Linked DNA regions of Homo sapiens: regions 2 and 3 are each linked to region 1. A link is a contact called in ENCODE Hi-C or POLR2A ChIA-PET data. All regions are on one chromosome and are shown on one strand. Each heading gives the region's core, a stretch centred on a gene start or an enhancer-like site at or near the end of the contact. The rest is flanking DNA. Distances are from core to core; before and after follow the strand shown.

Region 1 (3,146 bases), core at 307-2,806:
AATAATGTTCCACTGTATGGGTACACCACATTTTGTTCATCCATTCATCAGACGATGGACACTACTGTTGCTTCCACATTTCAGCTACTGCAAATAATGCTGCTAAGGACATGAATGTACAAGTATCTCTTCGAGACCCTGCTTTCATATTTTTTTTTTTTTGAGATAGAGTCTCGCTCTGTCGCCCAGGCTGGAGTGCAGTGGCACGATCTCAGCTCACTGCAACCTCCGCCTCCCGGGTTCATGCCATTCTCCTGCCTCAGCCTCCCGAGTAGCTGGGACTACAGGCGCCCGCCACAACGCCCGGCTAATTTTTTTGTATTTTTTTTAGTACAGACGGGGTTTCACCGTGTTAACCAGGATGGTCTCGATTTCCTGACCTCGTGATCTGCCTGCCTCGGCCTCCCAAAGTGCTGGGATTACAGGCGTGAGCCATCGCGCCTGGCCGAGACCCTGCTTTCATTTGAGCATAAACCCAGAATTGAGATTGCTGGGTCATTTGGTAGAGGGTCTCGTCTTTGTGGGGAGTGGCCTGGCTTCTGGACTAGAGGGTGTGAGGAGCTTCGATAGGAGCTTAGAGGGGATTCACTGTGTGACTGTGGGCAGGTCACTTTCCTCTCTGGAAACAGATCCTTATTTCTAAAACAGGTGCTCTTGTGGTTTTTGTTGTTGTTGTTTGGGTTTTGTTTTGTTTTTTTGAGACAGAGTCTCACTCTGTCGCCCAGGCTGGAGTGCAGTGGCACGATCTCAGCTTACGGCAAACTCCACCTGCTGGGTTCAAGCAATTGTCCTGCCTCGGCCTCCCGAATAGCTGGGATTACAGGCGCCCGCCACCATGCTCAGCTAATTTTTGTATTTTTAGTAGAGATGGGGTTTCATCATGTTGGCCAGGCTGGTCTCAAACTCCCGACCTCAAGTGATCCGCCTGCCTCGGCCTCCCACTGTTGGGATTACAGGTGTGAGCCACCACCCCCGGCCTTTAACTTTTTCTTTAAATTGAGACAGGCTCTCACTATGTGCTCAGGCTAATCTTGAACTCCTGGCCTCAAGTGATCCTCCCTCCTTGGCCTCCCAAAGTGCTGGGATCACAGGCGTGAGCCACCGCGCCCGGCCAGGTGCTCTTAACCACACACATTCTCAGGCCTCTTTTCCCAGGAGATTCTAATTCAATATCTGGCCTGTGGCCCAGGATATTTTTCTTCTTTTTTTTAAGAGCCTTGGATGATTTTTATCATCAGACAGGTTTAGGAACCGCGGGACTTGACGCTTTCCCTTGCAGCTCTGACTGCTGTTGACTCCGTGGTCAGGAAGCGGATGTGGAGTTCACATCCTAGTTGCCAGCACCACCTCAGTTTCTTCACCCGCTAAAGGAGGGCAGTGGCGCTACCACAGGACTGTGGCACGAAGTCAATGGAAATGAAAGAAAATATGTACCTAGTACTAAAACCAAACCAAACCAAAACCAAGTCCTGTAACATGCCTGGTATTCCCAGTTATCCTCACCTTCCGCGGGGCCGGTGTCCTCCCCGGTGGGTGTGTTCGTGTCGCCACCTGGTGGTAAGGCTAAGTCAGTGCACCCTCCCCGCCCTCCCACTCCAAGCCTGGGCTGGCCCCCGTCAGAAGCCTTAAGCTCCCGGAAGAGCTGAAAGCCCACGGTGGGAGGGCCTGGGGTTCGGGGGTCCCAACACATTCCACAGACCCATTCCAGCGATGATGAGTCGTTGCCTCCGCTCTGCCAGCCTAGTCTGTCCTGCCCCCTCCTTACTAGTAAAGATGGAGCCTACGTGCTAGAGTCCTTGCAGACACTGTCTCATTCCACCCTCACAACCCCTTTGTACGGTAGAGGGACTTACCCCTTTTTCACAGCTGAGGACATTGAGGCTCAGTGAAATTAAGTGACTGGCGCAGAGTCACACAGCTTGAAATGACGGAGCCAAGTCTCAAGCCCAGGTGGGTTTTAACCCACAACTATTTCCAATAAGCCACAAGGCCTCTACCCTGGTAGTTCCCCGCTTTGGCTGGACATTGAATTCACCTGGGGATCCTTGACGAATGCTGACGCCTGGGCCCTACACCAGGGGTTCTGATGAACCAGTCTAGGGCGCTGTAAGGCTCAGGAGGGATCCTGATGGGCAGCCAGAGTGACAGCCACTGCTCTGAACTCGCCCATTCTGTTTCGGGGCTCTTCCCTCTGCTCTGGGGGTGCTAGCCAAGTGTTTGGCTCCGGGGACTCACAAATATGCAGCTGCAGCAGAGGGCGTGCACCTCGGGACAGCCTCCAGCCTGCAGCAGGGGCTCTGATCCTCCTGCCCCTAGCGTGGGGTGGGGTGGCTCCAGAGCGGCTCTGGAGGGAGGCTTTGCTGGGTACTGACCTTCAGCAAGTGACTGCACATTTCCGTGAAGTTTCCTCCAATGTAAAACAGGTGTGAAAACTGTAAATCATGTAAAATTGTCGAGTTTTTTTTTTCTTTTTTTGTTTGAGTCAGGGTCTTGCTTTATTGACTAGACTGGAGTGCAGTGGTGTGATCGTAGCTCACTGCAGCCTTGAACTCCCGGCCTCAAGCAGTTCTCTTGCCTCAGCCTCCCAAAGTGCTGGGATTACAGGCGTGAGCCACCCTGCAGGGCCTAATTGTTGAGTATTAAACGAGCTAATACAGCAGATAAAGCACTTAGAGCAGTGCCTGGAACCCAGCAAGCTCTCAATGAATACAGCTACTGCTACTGCTAATAGTAGTATCACTACTCCATCAGTCGCACCCCGTTTGGACTACTCGCCAATTATCAAGAGAACTGCTCTTTTCTGTTCTAGAAAGATCACTGTCCCATAGGGAGGGGCTAGCCATCAAAGAGAGCGGGCACAGAGGCAGGCACAGGATCCAGCCGGTAATCCGAGTTTCCCACCACTGGACTCAACCGACTGAGCCAGGGTAAGCAAGCAGGGCAGTCAGGCCCCTCTTGGGGGGACTGGCATGGACACAGGAAAGGTGCACAGGCACCCCTCCTGTTAACACAGAGGGAAGTAGGGATGGGACGCAGAGGCTCAAGGACATCTTTTGAGTATTTCAGGGGCAGGGACTTTGGTCCATTCTGTTCACTGCTGTGAGTGGAGTGCCTAGAAGTGCCCTGCATACAGTAGGGGCTCAATG
Region 2 (3,146 bases), core at 436-2,935, 110 kb after region 1:
AGCCATCCCAGTTACCAGCCAATAGACAGGAAGTTGCTTACTCGGGGAATGGCGGACACCTTCACTTTGGCCCTAGAATCACATTTGGCCTACTTTGGTCACTCCCAGGTGATCCTGGGTGAGATGAGAAGGACTGAATGATGGCTCTATACTCCCTCCACCCAACTCTATACACTGAAGAGGAAGAACTTCTGCAAAATTCTGGGACTTGCTTTGCAGGTTCAAGGTGGTGTGGCTCCAGGATTCAGACCCATCTTAGCTGCAGACCCAAACAGGAGCCTGCGCTACCTCCACAGCCTTCACCCTGCCTTAGCTTGGACACTAACTGCCTCCTCCTGCTCCATGCAGTCACAGGGGTCCAGAGCCCATTTCTGCGGGGTGGGCTTGCTCCTCTGCCTGAGTCACCGCCTGTGGCTAGGATCTCCTGCAGCTGAAAGCAGCAGCGAGTGCAGGGTGTCTACTCCCAGCAGTATATCCTTATGACCCTGAGTTCCCTCTAAGGGGAGGAGCGAGGATGAGCTGCATGTGCAGGCCTGCAGCACTTGGGTAAGGAGAGAAGTGGTGGGAGAAAGCAAGAAGCAGAGGGATCAGGCCAGGCGCGGTGGCTCCTGCTTGTAATCCCAGCACTTTGGGAGGCTGAGGTGGGTGGATTGCTTGAGCCCAGCGGTTCGAGACCAGCCTGGCCAACATGGTGAAACCCCATCTTTACTAAAAAAATACAAAAATTAGCCGGGCGTGGTGGTGCACGCCTATAATCCCAGCTACTCGGGAGGCTGAGGCAGGAGAATCACTTGAACCCAGGAGGCAGAGGTTGCAGTGAGCTGAGACTGTGCCACTGCACTCTAGTCTGGGCAACAGAAGGAGACTTTGTCTCAAAAACCACAAAAACAAAAAAGCAGGGGGAACTGCAGCAGGGAAAGCCAGGGGCTGCATGGATTCTGGGTGCTTTTGAAGGTAAACATAACATGATGATGATGAAGATGACAGAACAGTACAGGGTACTAGAGAAAACTGTCTGCACTGCTGATAAATAAAGGGGAACCAATAAGTGAGACAGGAGAAGCTACAACTGCTTGGCTGCATAAAAATAATATTAGTTGAGTTATTCATACTAACTGCTTAGCATTTTTATCTAATTATGATACGGCTCAATGATGATGTGTATAATTATTACCAGACCAATTGAACTGTGTGTTTCGACTGATCATAACAATCCCAGGTACAGCTGATCTTTCTAGTGTGCTGTTAGTGGAGATTGGTCTCAGATGCCTTGTGTTAACAGTGGTGGGAATACTAATAATGATGATGACATGTGTTACAGATGCCCACTCATTTAATTCTCACGAAAGCCCATATCCACATCACCTACCATCCTTTGGCCTGTTTTACAGAAGGAAGTGGTGCAGCTTGCTCCAGGCCCCACTGCTGGTGAGTGGCAGAGCAGATCCCCACCGCACTGGGCGTGAACCCAGGCTTCCGGCTCCAGTCCTTCAGCACTCTGCTACTCTGCGCCCCACATGATGGCGTTTGCAGAGGGCCAGGATCCCCACTGCACTGGGCTGTGCCTCCTCTGCCCCGTGTCCCCTGCCAGTCCTCTCCTCACCTGTGTAGCTGCTGGAAGGAAGTGCATGCTGTGGTCCCCCATTGAGCTCTGGGGCTCCTTCTGCCTCTGCCACTTCCTCTTTCTCCTCCTCTTCCCGGACCTCAGGGGCTTCCTCCTGTGGCTGCTCCATGGCTGATCTCCCCTCGGCGCCACACCTGCAGGCCCAGTCATAGCTCTGGCATCGTCTGGGTCTGAACGCAGATGGACCTCTACAGGGTGGTTCCCATCAGCCTGGGCAGAGGAGAAGACAGGAAGAGGTCAGGGGAGGCAGTGACAAGGAAGAGGATGGTGCGAGTGGGGCACGCTTGGGGGCTGCTGTCATGGAGGGGGTTCTTCTGCTCCTGCTCCTTCCCTAGTTCCTGCAGTGCTATACCATGGTCTCTGCTCCTTGTATCACAAGTCACCTGCCCTATCACCCTTCCCACCTGGCTCTTGTAGTGGGTTTGTGGGGTTCGGAGCAGGCTCCATAAACTAGAGAGGTGACACATCACTGTGCCACCCTTCCCTGCCTCCTCTGCTGCCTTCTGTTCTGAGTCTCCAGGAAGCACATTGGAATGACTTGAGGGGCTTTTCCCAACTCTCCAGCCCACCTGGAGATCCAGATATGCATCACGCCTCCCATCCCCGACCCTGTCCCTATCAGCACTCAGGCCCAAGAATCACGGCTCTGCTGTGCTACTGTTCCTGAAGGGGTGAGTCCCATCCTTTCAGTGGTTGGGTGTGGAAAAAAGACATAAAGCCCTGCTGTTCTTGGCTCATGTTGACAGCAGATCTGCAACCATGGCCTCAATAGCAGAGACATCAGAAAAAGGAAGATGTGCTCCATCCTGGAGTCTTTCCAAGGTGACAACTTACTGGGTGGTGATGCCACGTCCACATCACCCAGGAGGAGACAGTTCCAACCCTTAGCAAGTAAAACATTATCCACAAATGCCACAGTCAGAGATGATAAGATCATGAGGTACTGTGGAGAGTCTCCCAGCGGGGAAATGTCTGCACCAGACCTTGTGGAAGGATCAGGAGAAGAAAAGATCTGCTTTAAGATGTTAAGCATCTGTGGGACCCCAACTCTCAGATATTTTACCGACAGCTCAAACTCAATCTATCCAAACAGAACCCATCATTTTCCCCAAACCCATTCGTCCTCTAGTAATCTTTACTTTAGCAACCCACCTGCCTGTCTACCCACTCATCAGAACCAGAACCTGGAGTGATCAGAGACTCCTTCTGCTCTCTCTCCCTGCTCTAGACCTGCCAACTCGGCTGTACACTGTAGTCACTGGGGAGTTTTTAAAAAGACAGATGCCTGGTCCCATCCCCAGAGATTCTCCTTTGATTGGTTTGGGGAGCAGCTTGGACATTGGGTTTCTTATTTTTTAATTGTCCTGGTGATTGTAATGTACAGCCAAGTTTGTACAAAACATGTTAAGGCTACACATTCATTTCCACCAGGCCTTCCCTTGCTTGGACTTAACAATAACCTCGGGGCCTACTTGAGGGTGGAGGCTGGGAGGAGGAGAGGAGCAGAAAAAATAACTATCGG
Region 3 (3,146 bases), core at 475-2,974, 88 kb before region 1:
GTGAACAAGAACAATAGACACTGATCACCCATTACAATATGTTGTTATAGATACGTGATTTACTAAATTTCTGTCATTTCTGTGTAAAGAGACAATGAAGTGGTATGGAGGAGGGGACAGATAGACTTTGTAAGTGATGGACTTGATTTTTGAATCTTGGAATTGCTACCTGATACTTTTATGACTTTAGACAAGTTACTTAACTACGTGGAGCATTCAGTTTTTTTAATCTGTCAAATGGGAATAGTTTTCACTCCCACAGGTTGTGTGACAGTGATAACGGTTTGGCTGTGTGCCTACCCAAATCTCGTCTTGAATTGTAGTTCCCACAATCCCCACGTGTCGTGGGAAGGACCCACTGGGAGGTAACTGAATCGGGGGGGCATTTTCTCCCATGCTGTTCTCATGATAGAGTGAGTTGTCACGAGATCTGATGGTTTTATAAGGGTCTGGCAGGGAAACCCTGCTGGCTCTTCCCTCTTCTGCCGCCATGTGAAGAAGGGTGTGTTTGCTTCCCCTTCTGCCATGATTGTAAGTTTCCTGAGGCTTCCCCAGCCATGTGAAACTGTAAGTCAATTAAACCTCTTTTCTTTATAAATTACCCAGTCTCAGGCAGTTCTTCATGGCAGCGTGAGAATGGACTAATACAAACAGTTACAAAGAAGAGTGTCAGACATTTAGTGGACACTTAATTTCTTCTACCCTATATATTGTGTTTCACTAATTTGTTTTGCTTCCTTTTAATTGATCTAAGGAAAAAGATCCTTGACTCCTCTTTTTCTTTTTCTGTTGCCCAAGCTGGAGTGCAGTGGGCCAGGCTGGAGTGCAATGGCGCATCTTAGCTCACTGCAACTGCTGCCTTCCGGGTTCAGGTGATTCTCCCACCTCATCCTCCCAAGTAGCTAGGACTACAGGCACGTGCCACCACACCCAGCTAATTTTTGTATTTTTAGCAAAGACGGGGTTTCGTCATGTTAGCCAGACTGGTCTTGAACTCCTGACCTCAGGTGATCCACCTACCTTGGCCTCCCTAAGTGCTGGGATTACAGGCGTGAGCCACTGTGCCTGGCTGACTCCTCTTTTTCTTATCTCCTACATGTCATCCATCAGCAAATCCTCTTGGCTCTACCTACCATGGTTATTAGAGACCTAAAATTGTCTCTAATAACAGTCTTCAAATTAATGATATATCTTAATAGTAATCTTATCTAAATCACATTTCTCAAGGTTCCGGGGAAAGAATAACATTATGGACTCAAAAAGGTTTTTACTGAATTGTAAACTTTTACTTCCTTTTCATAATTTGTCTCTGTGTGGAAGAGAAAACTTAGGTTAGTTTGATGGGATTTATTCTTTCTCAAGGAAATTTTGATTTTTACTCTTTATATGAGGATCCTAATGGTTACAAATCAGTTTTTAGAATCTGTCCCCCTACGCTTTTTCTTGTGTCAGTTAAGATGACCATCTTGTAATTTTTATTCAAAGTTTTTCTTTCATTTAAAAAGTTACTGTGTTCTAAGGTACTCTAATTGATATGATTATGATGACTGATACTTCAGTCTTTAAGTTTAATTGCAGGTCTTGGCTACATTGCTACTTTTCAGCTTTGCTTTCTTAGAAAATCAAATCTGACTTACATAAGGTTCTAAATAGCTACCAGTTACTCTTCCCCCATCCCCCAGTCTCTCACATCGTCTGATTTGTCAACTTTAGTGGTTGGAAGAGGCCCATCAAAATGCTGGCTGTATGTGGTTCTCTCGCCTCTCAGTACTTTCAGCCACATTTGAATGCAAAGAATGCAGACAGTCAGCAGTATTTTTAAATGTGAAATTTTCAACAGAGTGTTCTACAGGTTCCAGTTGTTGGCGTACCTCCTTTCCCTCTCCAAATCTCACTGAAATGATAGATGGAGGGAACAAAGATTTTCAAAAGAAGAAGAAGAGATCAATAATAGTGCTGGAAAGGAGAGGAATGTAAGAGTGGATCAGAAATTATGGAGAATTTCTGGAATATGTAAAGTTGATGAAGTTGAACCAATGGAAACTAGTCTCAGCAAATCCAACCCGAGACAGGTGTAAAGAGGACTTAAGCAGAGGTACACACTGTTCTTCTCAACAGGCTTAGGCGGAACTCCAAGCTCATGGTCATCTGGTGTGAGGGAGCCCAAGCAGGCTATGCAGCAATCATCAGGGTTGTTATAAAACAAGATGGAACAGCGGGGCCAGTAAACCTCCAGTGCAGTAGTTCTCAACTTTTCCTGAATTTAGAATTACCTAGGGAGCTTTTAAAAATTCTGACACCCAGACCAGTTAAATAAGAATCTCACATCTCAGAAGATGGAACTCCAGGCACAAGTATTTTTTTTTAAACTCCCAGATTATTCTAGTTTGCAGGCAAGGACTGAAAACTACTAGACTACGGTCTGACTGTGACTTTTTCTCCCAAGCTAAAACCAGTAAGGCCAGGTTCTAAAATAAAATAGAAAAATAATAAAATAAATTTAAAAATAAATAATAAAACAAAATGTGCCTCAAAAGACTCCAAGTGTTAGGACTTCGACTAGGGAAAATGAATGTATTTTTTGAAACTTTTTTTTTTTTTTTTTTTTTTTTGAGACGGAGTCTTGCTCTGTCACTCAGGCTATAGTGCAGTGGCGCGGTCTTGGCTCACTGCAAGCTCCGCCTCTCGGGTTCACGCCATTCTCCTGCCTCAGCCTCCTGAGTAGCTGGGACTACAGGCACCTGCCACCACGCCCAGCTGATTTTTTTTGTATTTTTAGTAGAGACGGGGTTTCACCGTGTTAGCCAGGATGGTCTCGATCTCCTGACCTCGTGATCCACCTGCCTCAGCCTCCCAAAGTGCTGAGATTATAGGTGTGAACCACCACGCCCGGCCTTTTTTGAACTTTTAAAACAAATTTAAAGGGGAAAAAAGTGTAAAGACAGCTTTTCACAGTAAATAATACTAAAGTGTTCTGCTCCTAAAGTCAACTTTCCTGTGCCCATCATGCCCAGCTCATAGTAAATGCTTAATAAATATTTGTGAAATCTTCACCCTTAGATCCCCGCAATCAGCCCATCCTTTTGCAGAAAGGCCTGCCATGGAAACATATCCAACTGCTTAGAAAAATGGTGCCAGCTAACTAT

What was found. A loop is a pair of places that touch in the nucleus more often than their neighbours do. ChIA-PET counts read pairs that join two places held with the same protein, here RNA polymerase II (POLR2A). Pooled maps may share reads with other maps.
Region 2: a map of lower leg skin shows a loop between it and region 1 (33-fold over the local background). The contact joins two enhancer-like sites. A Hi-C loop is called at or near these places in 1 of 168 maps with a recorded cell type or tissue (lower leg skin). POLR2A ChIA-PET finds 5 or more read pairs at or near these places in 3 of 52 experiments (OCI-LY7, activated T-cell and naive thymus-derived CD8-positive, alpha-beta T cell).
Region 3: a loop to region 1 is called in a map of PC-3, with 2.8 times the contacts of the local background. The contact joins two enhancer-like sites. A Hi-C loop is called at or near these places in 11 of 168 maps with a recorded cell type or tissue (CD4-positive, alpha-beta T cell, CD4-positive, alpha-beta memory T cell, CD8-positive, alpha-beta T cell and 6 more), 1 of 37 single-sample maps with no recorded cell type and 17 of 50 pooled maps. POLR2A ChIA-PET finds 5 or more read pairs at or near these places in 1 of 52 experiments (activated CD4-positive, alpha-beta T cell).

Annotation. Positions count from the first base shown.
Region 1 is chr6:35,521,406-35,524,551 of GRCh38, reverse strand. No RefSeq gene overlaps it. Among named protein-coding and RNA genes, the nearest start is that of TULP1, 10 kb to the right of the region's middle. Within about 2 kb of position 1,556, at least 5 of the 41 ENCODE cell types and tissues checked have a DNase peak (open chromatin) inside an H3K27ac peak, as active enhancers do.
Region 2 is chr6:35,409,675-35,412,820 of GRCh38, reverse strand. PPARD (peroxisome proliferator activated receptor delta) reads right to left here. Exons shown (of 8, transcript NM_006238.5): 3 at 1,604-1,834. The coding sequence starts at 1,733. Among named protein-coding and RNA genes, the nearest start is that of FANCE, 41 kb to the left of the region's middle. RefSeq lists enhancers at 1,100-1,632, 1,633-2,166. Within about 2 kb of position 1,685, at least 2 of the 41 ENCODE cell types and tissues checked have a DNase peak (open chromatin) inside an H3K27ac peak, as active enhancers do.
Region 3 is chr6:35,610,034-35,613,179 of GRCh38, reverse strand. All of the region lies in intron 5 of FKBP5 (FKBP prolyl isomerase 5), which reads left to right. Among named protein-coding and RNA genes, the nearest start is that of MIR5690, 53 kb to the left of the region's middle. Within about 2 kb of position 1,724, at least 8 of the 41 ENCODE cell types and tissues checked have a DNase peak (open chromatin) inside an H3K27ac peak, as active enhancers do.